Regions from separate parts of the Homo sapiens genome. Here region 1 is linked to region 2. The links are chromatin loops, found by intact Hi-C in ENCODE. Cell type or tissue: Calu3. All regions are shown on one strand. Each heading gives the region's core, and the rest is flanking DNA. Links, peaks and the distances in the headings are about the cores only. Region 1 overlaps ALDH1A2-AS1 (ALDH1A2 antisense RNA 1). Region 2 overlaps LOC105370834 (a long non-coding RNA gene).

What was found. Peaks named below come from ENCODE experiments on the same cell type or tissue, not always from the same donor. Only the 100,000 strongest peaks of a DNase experiment are listed, where the experiment ranks them.
Region 1: it touches region 2 in a loop (12-fold over the local background); 72 of 110 quality-filtered maps call a loop at or near these places.

The regions. Positions count from the first base shown.
Region 1 is chr15:58,068,314-58,073,695 of GRCh38, reverse strand. ALDH1A2-AS1 (ALDH1A2 antisense RNA 1) reads right to left here. Exons shown (of 3, transcript NR_147215.1): 3 at 991-2,888. Among named protein-coding and RNA genes, the nearest start is that of ALDH1A2, 5.3 kb to the right of the region's middle. In Calu3, for the core only: a CTCF peak has its summit at 2,694 (motif pointing right); a DNase peak (open chromatin) is centred at 2,695.
Region 2 is chr15:57,748,888-57,754,269 of GRCh38, reverse strand. It overlaps LOC105370834 (a long non-coding RNA gene), which reads right to left. Exons shown (of 6, transcript XR_001751554.3): 4 at 2,824-3,099. Among named protein-coding and RNA genes, the nearest start is that of POLR2M, 45 kb to the right of the region's middle. RefSeq lists enhancers at 1,290-1,886, 2,309-3,061. In Calu3, for the core only: CTCF peaks have their summits at 1,780 and 2,859; a DNase peak (open chromatin) is centred at 2,869.

The DNA.
Region 1 (5,382 bases), core at 286-5,285, 320 kb before region 2:
TTTCTCAAGCATTTGTTATGAAAAACACAAGTTAGGAAAAACTCCATAATCTGGAGTGACCATCTAGATTTGTACATTTTTATACTAAAAAATGTCTTCAGATGTGTTTTTTTTTTCTTTGCAATTTTGAATTTCATATTCCTCTACAAGGGCAGGTTTCTCTGGACAGCATATTGACTTTCCTATCTTGGCAGGTCCGTAAAACTCCTTAAGAGCAGTATAGTACTCAGAAATGTTAAAACGGAAAATTCAAGCTATTTAAGTTATAGAACAGACTCTTTCCTTTCTTCAGAGCAGAAAAGTTTCAGTCATTTCAACTGGCAGGCAGATGTTGCCCTAGTGCTGCCTCCATATTCATTAGCCCATAATGAATCTATTAATTGAATATGTAAGTTTGGCTAATTAGATGTAAGACATTACTTCAGATTTAAAGGGTAATAATAAAAAATTTAAACTGCAACACCAGATCAAGCATTTAAGAGTTGATAAATGTGAACTGGAAAGTGCACAATTCCAATATAAATTAGCTAATTGCCTCTGCTAATTTAGGTGAAATACATTAGCAGAAAGGTCAATCCATTTGAGGCTGGATGTGTTTTTCAAATACTAAATTAAAAACAGCAAATCAAAGAGCACTACGAAGTGGAAAGGCACAGAATCCATCTGCCCAATCCAGAGGTTTAGAGTGGATTCAAGTAATCCCACATGGTTAACCTTCTGGGGGTTAAATAGTGGTTCTCAAACCAGGCTGTGCCTTACTAGACATCAGAAAGTTTGTTTAAAATATCAATCCCTTAAGCTCCCTCTTAAACTTATTGAAATCTCTGGAGGCGCGACCAGGCATCCGTATTTTGTAAAGCTCCCTAAATTACAATTGGAACCTGGTTTGAAAACCACCGGTCTATTCCATGACTGTCTGATCCCCTGACTAAACAACAGTAGGTGGCAACACCTCTCTACAGTAGGTGTGTATGCACTAGAAACATGACATAGTGTTATATATAATGCTTTTAATGGAAAAAAAATAAGCTGCCCTTGTTTTCACCTCTATTATCTCTTCTGGCTAGGTCTATACCAAAGGGTATTATACTTGAGATCATATAACTCGAATTTGGGAAGTGGGAGGTAATCTCAGCTCCAAGTATTTGCTTTTAGAAATTCCAGTTTTACAAATTGCTAATTTGGTAGATACCGTCAGTTACCTTTACACTAAAAAATGTCAAAGAAGTTCTTTGTTGGGCTATGTTCTGGAAAATATTCTCTTCATCTTTTGTGACACATGTTCTTCGGAGCACTTAGAAGATTATAAATGCCCATGGGAGGCCCCCCCAAAAATATTTGTGCGTGGGTTGTGTGTGGGTTGTGAATGGGCTGTCCCCTTTTAGACATCCTCTTTCACTCTCATTGTACACTGGATATTCTGACTTCTTTCCTGTCTCATGTGAATATTTTCACAGATTTGGTTACTGTCATTCCACCCTCACTGTGAATTTGAGGGTAGGGATGTGCCACAAACTTCCGTTGGGTTCTTCATAGACTCTTTGTCAATGCTTGGCACATAGTATATGCTCAATGAATATTTGTTCAATTGAACTTAGATGACTGACAGAGAAAAAAAATCCAGGTTTAGGAACTGCAGTCAGGAAAACACAGATGCTCTGAAAGTGGGGTTATACAGCCTGAAGCAAGACCGCTCCTTGCCATTTGGTGGTAGATGTCCAAATTGGGTACCTATTCCAGCCCTAAATGCCTCCCAGTTTTACTCTATGCCTTTCACACAGCAAACCGTTTGGTTGAGACAAAAGAGGCTGCCATGCCTCCTCTGTTGTCAGGACGTCTAAAGTGTTCCTCGTTATCTTTTCAGTGGCCCATTTCAGCATGTAAAAAGAGAGAGACAGTTCACTTAGCCTCATTTTCTAATGAATATAAATACAGATCCCTGCCCCGAATAGTGCCAAAGTTCATGTGAGAATTCCTTATGTCCAAAGATCCTGTGAGTTGAGTGGCTGTATAAGCGCAGATGCACTTGGGGAGGAAGCTTAGGAATCGGAGGGTCCTATGTTAAGTATTAGGCTGATGCCAAAGTAACTGAGGCCTTTGCCACTACTTTTAAATGGCAAAACTCGCAATTACTTTTGCACCAACCTAATAATAACAGGAGTTATTTGTAGAATTGACGGATTTTAGAAGGGTAAAAGGAAAAAGGAAAGCTAAGAAATGTGAAATAAAGAAAAAAGCAGACAACTTAGTTACACGCCAAGTCCTTAACTGAGCGAGAAGAGAAATAAATTCTGGAATCTGTCTATTAATAATTCTTCCTCACCCACAAGATAAAAACAGTAGCTTCCAATCTGAGACACACTCATGCAACTTCCTCTGTGACAGAGTGCTCTGAACACTATGTGAGTGGGACCATAGTGTTCTCAGTATTGCACTTTCTACGGTAAATTTGGCTAAGAAACACTTTTGTTCTTTTCCTGTAAGTCAAAAGAAAGTCCTCCTAAACTAACTAAAATCTAAAATTTGTCTGACTCTAGGAGATTTTTTTTCTCCAGACAAATTCAAATTAAATGATAACATCTCTTAAGGATTTCTCACCAGTATCAGATAAAAATACATTGAATCCAAGCTATTTGAATGGACAATACTCAGTTGCACATACACACCATCAACTGCAGGGGGCGCCAATGCCTTTTCCCTCAGGCCCTTCAGAAAAGGCGGTGCAGCTGGAATTTTAATTTCTTCCTGTCTGTTAAGTGTGATTATTGATGAAGTACTGCGCTCATCCCAGTACCCAAATTGAAGCTTCTCGAACATATACGAAATGGAACTGGGCCTTACAACAAAGGCAAATCTAGTTCCCATGTTTAAAATAGTCTCCGGGGTCCCTGAAAAGTAGAGGGTATATTTTAAAAGAAAAGAACTGTGTTTTGTATCAAAACATAGTTTTTTGAGTCATAACCAATTAGGACTCTACTCCCTGCAACTCCAAATACCTCTTCTCATAGAATATAGTGACCAGAGGCCATATCAAGAAATGAGGAACTTAATATCTAGAGAATTTTTATGGTTAATAAATACCACAGTCTCAGCCTCTTTTCTTCTGGATGTTAGAAGGAAAAGGATAATTAAATGAGAGTTTAGATCTCACATAAAAAGTTAATATACAGGTTAAATAAAAATATAAGTGGATTTATTTTATAGAAGTTTTCATAATGGGTCCCAAATACTTCATTAAGCATTTCTGGATAAAAATATGTAAAGCTCTTTATAAGCTTTTGTTAATAAATTAAATACCATTTCTCTATAAATATATTTTGCATTAAGCTTTCCTGTTAGAGTTTTCAGGAAACATTTCAAATAAAGTGGCCAGGCATATCCCATTTGAGATGAATGAGATCATTAGGAAACACTTATATCTGAAATAAGCACTGAGATCATTCTGCATACAACCTGAGGGCCCTAATTTTTTAAATATTTCAAACAATGTGCCTCTTTCAAATCATTAGATGTAGAGACATTTAAGGAACTGATTCAATTAGCCCAGAAGAGGGGAATGCTATAATGTGTGATTTATTTTTGAAGATAAATTAAAATGCAAGTGTATCTGTTAGGAAAGGTAGGCTGTCATCATGGTTAGTAATGGGAACAGGAAAGCAATTAAGCAGGGCCACCTGAGGCTGAAACAGCCCCTAAACATAGAAACTTGACATTCAAGCTGGACATTCGGTTACTGTCAAAATCAAGTGCATCTTCTTTGAGAGGGATCTTTGAGCTGCATTTAGTTCCCTTCATTGATTTCTAAAGACTAGTTCTCAACTTAACAAATACTTTCCTCCCCTTAACTGCAGCTAACAAGAAACCTAAACTGTTATGGTTTCATAACTTAAAGTCAAACTTCACATAAAGCTGATGCCTTAAAATTACAGCTTTGCATTCTATTATTTAGGTGAGGAAATATGAGGCAAGAATTTATTTTTCTCCTCTGCAACTCCAGGATATTGGCTCCACCAGGCCTAATAAATTGTTTTCATAAGGAAATAAATACAGCATGCTGCAGCTTAGGTTCCCTTATGCAAGGGGTTTCAAACAAGATGTATCCTAAGCAATAAATAATTACAGAATGGGGGGGGTGGGAGGAGAAACACTGTAAAGGTGGGAAAAAAACAGTTTCTTAGCCAAATTGGGGGGAAAAGGCTGAAATTCAAATTGTTAGAAATCTGAAGGTAGTTGACTGTCTTTTTATTTTTAGAGACAGGGTCTCACTCCATCACCCAGGCTGGAGTGCAGTAGCGTGATCATAGCTCACCATAACCTTGAACTCCTGCTTCAAGCGATTCTCCTCTTTCAGCCTCCTGAGTAGCTAGGGCTATAGGAATGCACCACCACGCCTGGATACTTTTTTTTTTTTTTTGGTAGAGGCAGGGTCTTGCTATGTTGTCCAGACTGGTCTTGAACTCCTAGCCTCAAGCAATCCTCCCACCTTGGCCTAATTACGGGTGTAAACCACCGCATCTGGCCAAAGACTGTCTTCTTAACTATTGTGAAATCTGTAGAGGATATGAGAAAACACTAAAACTAGATGATAAAAGAAAGAGAAGAGGAAATAAGAATGTGAGAAGAGGTGTTAAGGCAGCCTTGGAAGTAATAGCCTTGTAAATCTTACAAACTGAAACCAAGAAGATGAACACCAAAGAAGCATTTATAATTCACTGTTCTTTTCCGCTACATCTTGTCCCTACCTTGATTTAAAAAGCTTGAACAACAGCCGGGCATGGTGGCTCATGCCTGTAATCCCAGCACTTTGGGAGTCCGAGGAGGGTGGATCAGTTAAGGTCAAGAGTTCGAGACCAGTCTGGCCAACATGGTGAAACTCCATCTCCACTAAAAATACAAAAATTAGCTAGGCATGGTGGTGAGTGCCTGTAATCCTAGCCATTCAGGAGGCAGAAGCAGGAGAATCGCTTGAACCCAGGAGGCAGAGGTTGCAGTGAGCCGTGATCATGCCATTGCACTCCAGCCTTGGTGACAGTCTCAAAAAAACAAAAAAGGGGGCTTGAACAAAAAGTGGCTGCTGTCACGAGCTGAATATAGACAAAATATATATCTTTTTTGGCCAGATACAGTGGCTGACACCTGTAATCCCAGCACTTTGGGAGGCCGAGGTGGGTGAATCATGAGGTCAGGCATTCGAGATCAGCCTGGCTGACATAGGGAAATCCTGTCTCTATCCAAAACACAAAAAATTAGCTGGGTGTGGTGGCAGATGCCTGTAATCCCAGCTACTCGGGAGGCTGAGGCAGGAGAATCGCTGGAACCTGGGAGGCGGAGGTTGCAGTGAGCCGAGATCACACCATTGCACTCCAGCCTGGATGACAGTGC
Region 2 (5,382 bases), core at 150-5,149:
ATTGCTCACAGTTCTGAAGGCTGGAAGTCCAAGATCCAGGCACCAGCATGTGGGGTCTGATGAGGGCTACATCCTCACGCAGTGGAAGAGCAAGCAAGCCCAAAGCTCGCAAAGCCTCTTTTATTCATGAGGGAGGAGCCCTCATGGCCTAATCATCTCCTAAAGGCCCCTCATAACATCACATTAGCAACACCTGAATTTGAGAGGCAACCTAGTCAAGCCAACAGCAACCTCTATCAGATCCCCACCCCCCACCAGACCGGCCCCTACATACTTTCCAACATTTTGCCCCACTATTCGCTTCGTTTGCCCACAGTCCAACCAAAGAAAGGCTCAGCTTCCCTATACATTCCCCAGCAGGGCCCAGCTTCTGTTTGCCTGTGCAATGCCTTCCCATCCCCCCCAGCTCACTCTGCAAATGTCCCACCTCTTTCTTACCGCCTCAGCTCCAGTACTACTTCTACATGAAGTCTTCCCGGCTTCCTCCAACTGGAAGCAACAGCTCCTCCCTTGCTTGTCTCTCCTGAAATAGTGTCCCTTTCTAGCATACCTTCCCGTTTTCTATATATTTGTCCTATTCCTAGGCCCTTCGTGGGAAGACACATTATCTGCTTTACAGCACAGAACCTTGCACCATGGCAGGCTCAAAGATATATAGTAAATTCCCTACTTAATTAGGAAGTAAGCAACATTGTAAGACCATGGACTGTGAGTTGGAGCAAATGATAATAACAATAACCACCACAACAGCAATCATGCCTCTGTTTGTGGAGTCTTTATACCTTATACACACCTTTACCTTCGCAAATATTAACCAGTCAAGTCTCACGAATATCTCTAGGGTGGGCAGCATAAATTCTATTCTCCCCAGTTTGCAGGTTGGTGGTGAGTCTCTGGGAGGCCCAGTGACTTACTTAAGGCACCACAACCAGCCACGGGTAGGGCTGGGCCTGCAATCAGGCCTTCTACATCCAAGTCTGACCTTGTTTCATGACACCATGTTGATAACAACACTCTGGTCCACTCTTGCTTTTTCAATAAGAAACCTACAAGGAGCGTGTATGCACCTGCAGTTCCAGATCCAAACGAGCCTGGGGCACAGGGAGGAGGCAGCCTTCACTGGGAGGTCTCCGCTCAGCCAGGCTCCCGGCACCACGTACCCACTGAGCTTTATTCCCTACCATTGATGTTGCCAGCTCTGGCCCTGGGTCTGAGGAGCAACACTGCTGCAGCCGCCAGCTGGCAACTGCCCAGCACTGGGCAGGACCCATCCTTTGCCCCCTTCCCCGGCTGCCTAAGACACGCATTCGCACTACCTCCATGTACCAAAAAATAAAAATAAAAAATAAAAAATAAAGGGAAAAAGAAAAAGAAAGTCTGGTTTTGCTTAATTTTAATCCTGGAAATGGAGAAACACACTTTGCTTTTGCTTTTGGTTTCTCACCAAAAGGCCGTAGGAGTTTACAGCAGCTGACTCCTACAGGACCCCAGCATTTCCTTAGATGGGCAATCAGAGCGGCCGCCCACTGTGTGCAGAGACACTGGCTCCAGCTCCCCCAACAGGCTCTGCGAGCCCTGCACTCAGTCCTGCAGCGCAGAAGCCTTCTCCGGAGGAAGGCTAGCTCCTCCTGAAGACAGTGGGTGAGACAACACTGCCCATCTGGGAACCCACGGGGCCTCTGGGAAGCCCATGGGGCCCCTCTGCTGTGGATGAACCTGGTGGTGCATTCTTCCCAGGGCCAGGACTAGGGGGAGCAAGTGAGGCACGCTCCTTGGTGTAAAATTGAAGGGGGCACCGAAAAATGCAGTGATCAAGAGACATACCATTTAAATGCAACAGCAAGAAATGAACATTAATGCCAAAAAATAACATGACGAATCAAGGAGCAAACTTCCTCACAGTAAAAAGCCATAAGGAACAGAAGCAAGGTAAATATAATACCCAAGAGCCAATTTAATCTCAAGTAAAGTTTCAGAGCAAAATTTTATATTACTGGGGACAAAAGGGTAGGTACATCAATGGAGACATTCCCACCTTTAGCAGTGCTGACCTTGCTCCTATCATACCTGGGGCTGGGCAGGCAAGAATGGAGGGAGCAGGAAGGGGAGTCAGCTTAGGTAGGAAATGTCATAAGCAAAGCCTGGGTGGACATCACCTCAAAATATTGCTAGGGCACAAATTCAAATAATCCCTTTCATTCTTTTTTTGTTTGTTTGTTTTTGTTTTTGAGACAGAGTCTTGCTGTGTCACCCAGGCTGGACTGCAGTGGTGCAATCTGGGCTCACTGCAACCTCCGCCTCCCAGGCCCAAGTGATTCTCAAACCTCAGCCTCCAGAGCAGCTCAAATCTTCTCTTTCATTCTGATGAGAAAACTCTGCCTTATTCTTTGAGCTTGTGGCAGTTGTCTGTAGTAGCAATCAGAGGGTTAATTGAATATAATGAAGATATAGAGGAGGACACATCAGTTAATTAACTTAGGAGAAAACATTCCCAGGGTTTTGATTTACTTCACAGGAAGAAGCAAAATATTGGACATCTTCTATTATTTCACTCTTGCCTAGAGAGTAAATGTGAGATAAACTTGCCGAAAATTCCAAAAAGGTTGCTATAATCCCTAGCCATCTCAGGGGTGATGTTTTCATTACAGGGAATAAAAGGTTGTCTTTAAAATGCAAACACACCCTGAGTAATCCTCTCAGGAATCTACTTTGAAGCCACTAGATCTTACCATTTTGGTTCTGGGGCTTCTGAAGAAAATTGCAAAGGAAAGAACTAATTCCTTTTTTTTTTTTTTCTTTAATTGGAAAAGTTTTTGAACCAACCTGCTTCCATGATGGGCAGTGAGATGTTTGCTGTGCTGCTGACATCTACTGAGAGACTGTGAAATAGCAGTTCGGGAAGTAAAGGAAATCAAAGCTCCTCTTGAGAAAGCTCTGTCTCTAACAGGTGATGCCATCTGTAGCACATCATCGACCTTTGAGCAAGCACTCATCAATTTCCACAGAATGTCAGGATCCTGGAATGTTCACCCAGGCAGCTTGGAAAAAGGAATGGGGCTGCAGCCATTGTGGGGACAGCAGTCTCCCTTCTAGCACTCTCTGCAAAAGGAAAGGAAACGCTTCTTAGAGCTTGATACCAATTTTCACACTCAGTCCCCTTAGCACCCTTCCAGCTTAGTATTAGTAACTCATTGTACAGATGCAAAAACTCAAATCCACAAATGTCCCGTGGCTTATCTAAAGCTACACAGCTAGAAAGTGTCAGGACGGGAATGAAACACAGAGAGTGACCTGTCTCTGCGCCTGTGCCCTGTCCATACTTTCTGTCCCCAAGAGAGCAACACCATAGATCCAAACCAAAACCCCAAAAAGCCCAACTCTAGGAAATGCACAGGCTCCACTTCACTCCCAGGAGATTCCTATGGATCTATGGAAGAAAATGAGGCAGTGACCGAGGAATTTAAACTCTGGGGTGAAATCATTTCCTCCCAATTATTCTTCGTCTAATGACAAAGATGCACCACTAAAAAAGTGACCTATGCCCTCTAACCTCTGAGAAGATCTGAGTCACATGGCAATTCTATTTGTAACATTACAAGATTATAGAGGCCAGTTTTCCCTTCCTCCTCATTTTCTTCTCCCCCATGACATTTTTAGAAAGTCACATTCATTTATTTTATCATTAGCTATATGCCTTAACCCTGGCCTTCAGTGCAGAGCCTGCTTCACTCTTCTGTAAATTAGCTCATTCCTCTGCAGGTGGACCCCAAATAATCTAGCATGTCTTCCTTCCACACATAGAGGCACCTGTTTGCACACACTTAAAGCTATCCGTCTAAACAGAAAACTGTTTTTGATGTATGTCATTCTGTGGGCAGCTTTTCTATGCCATGACTGCTAACATAAAAGGAGATATGAGCCAAGTTTTGAAAAAAAAAAACTATTATTTCACAGAAAGTGGTTATCAAAATAGTAAAAATAAAAATAAAAATAAAAATTAACTTCATTAAAAATGATGGTATCGGGCCGCAGGGGGGCGGAGGTTCTGCTGGTAGGTCAGCCAGGGAATGAAAATGAGCTAGGGGTGAGAGTACTTTTCTCTATAAGTTGGTTTGGTAAGTTTTGTCTTCTTTTAGAAAGCTGGGTTCCAAAAGGGTAGACAGAGGGCTCATTAAGTAGTTATTTTTTCAGTTACTGGTTTCAACTAATTTTTTGGAACTGATAATGCAGGTACATGGTATAAATTTCAAAAGATACAAAAGACTATACAGTAAAAAGCAAGTCCCTCTCCTACCCTGGACCGTGGCCATTGGGCTCATCTTCCCTGACGCAAGCTTGCCAGCTTTTGTATATCTTTCCCTATATATACCATATATGCACATTTACAGATGTTCTTTTTAGCTTTAACCACATAGCCATATACTATGCACCCTGGTCTACACCATGGTCGTTTCTCTTAACCACATATCTTGGAGATTCTTCATCAACAAGTAGAGTTTAAACAAGTTGGACAAGGCCACCATGGTTCCAAGAGCACCCTGTAACTTTATAAGAAGTCTTTATGAGTGGTTGCCAAAATGAATGTCATCCTGGGGATTACAAGATCTTTTCTCTTTCGAGGCACCACCAAACTATGACCAAGAATGCTCTGGGATTTTTTTCATCCAGGGTTTCTACCTTAATATATTCAATTGGATGACAAATTTCTCTTATACTGGGTGCATTTCTATTTAATTTTCTTCTTCAGTGAACTTAAGAAGAGAGCATCTGGGAATCACGAATTCAATAATGAAGTTTAATTCAAAGTAGACTTGTATGTTTAAAAAAAAAAAAAAGAAAGAAACCACACGCAAGACCATAGTATTCTCTTGCAATGAAGCAGATGCAATGGAAAGAAGATTGAGAAGAGGTGGCTTCAGGGGGCTGTTCTGCAGGAGTCAATACTTGACTATGTCCCTAGGGTTCTCAATGTCCTGGTCTTAGCTCTTTTTCACTCATCTAGGGAATCTGCATTAGAAAGTTTTACTGACACTTTATTAATTTATATGAAAAAGAAAAAAATACGTGTAAATGCAATCAGCATTTCTGACCAGGGACGAACAGATTCTCTATTCTGGTCCCAGCTGATTTGTAAGTGGGGACACACAGCTCTGGTCCCATGATCTAGTCTAGTTAACAATAACTAGTTCTGTGACCTTAGCCAGGTCTAAGAATTTCCAAGTCTAAAATGCTGGTGACTGTCACATCCCCTTGCCTCAACTTCACCATACCTTCTCATCCCAAATTCTTCCACACCACCCTAATTCTCATGAACTTTATACATTTTACTTTCATCAGCAGGTTCTTTTCCTAGAGCAGCTAACAGGGATAGTGGACATCACT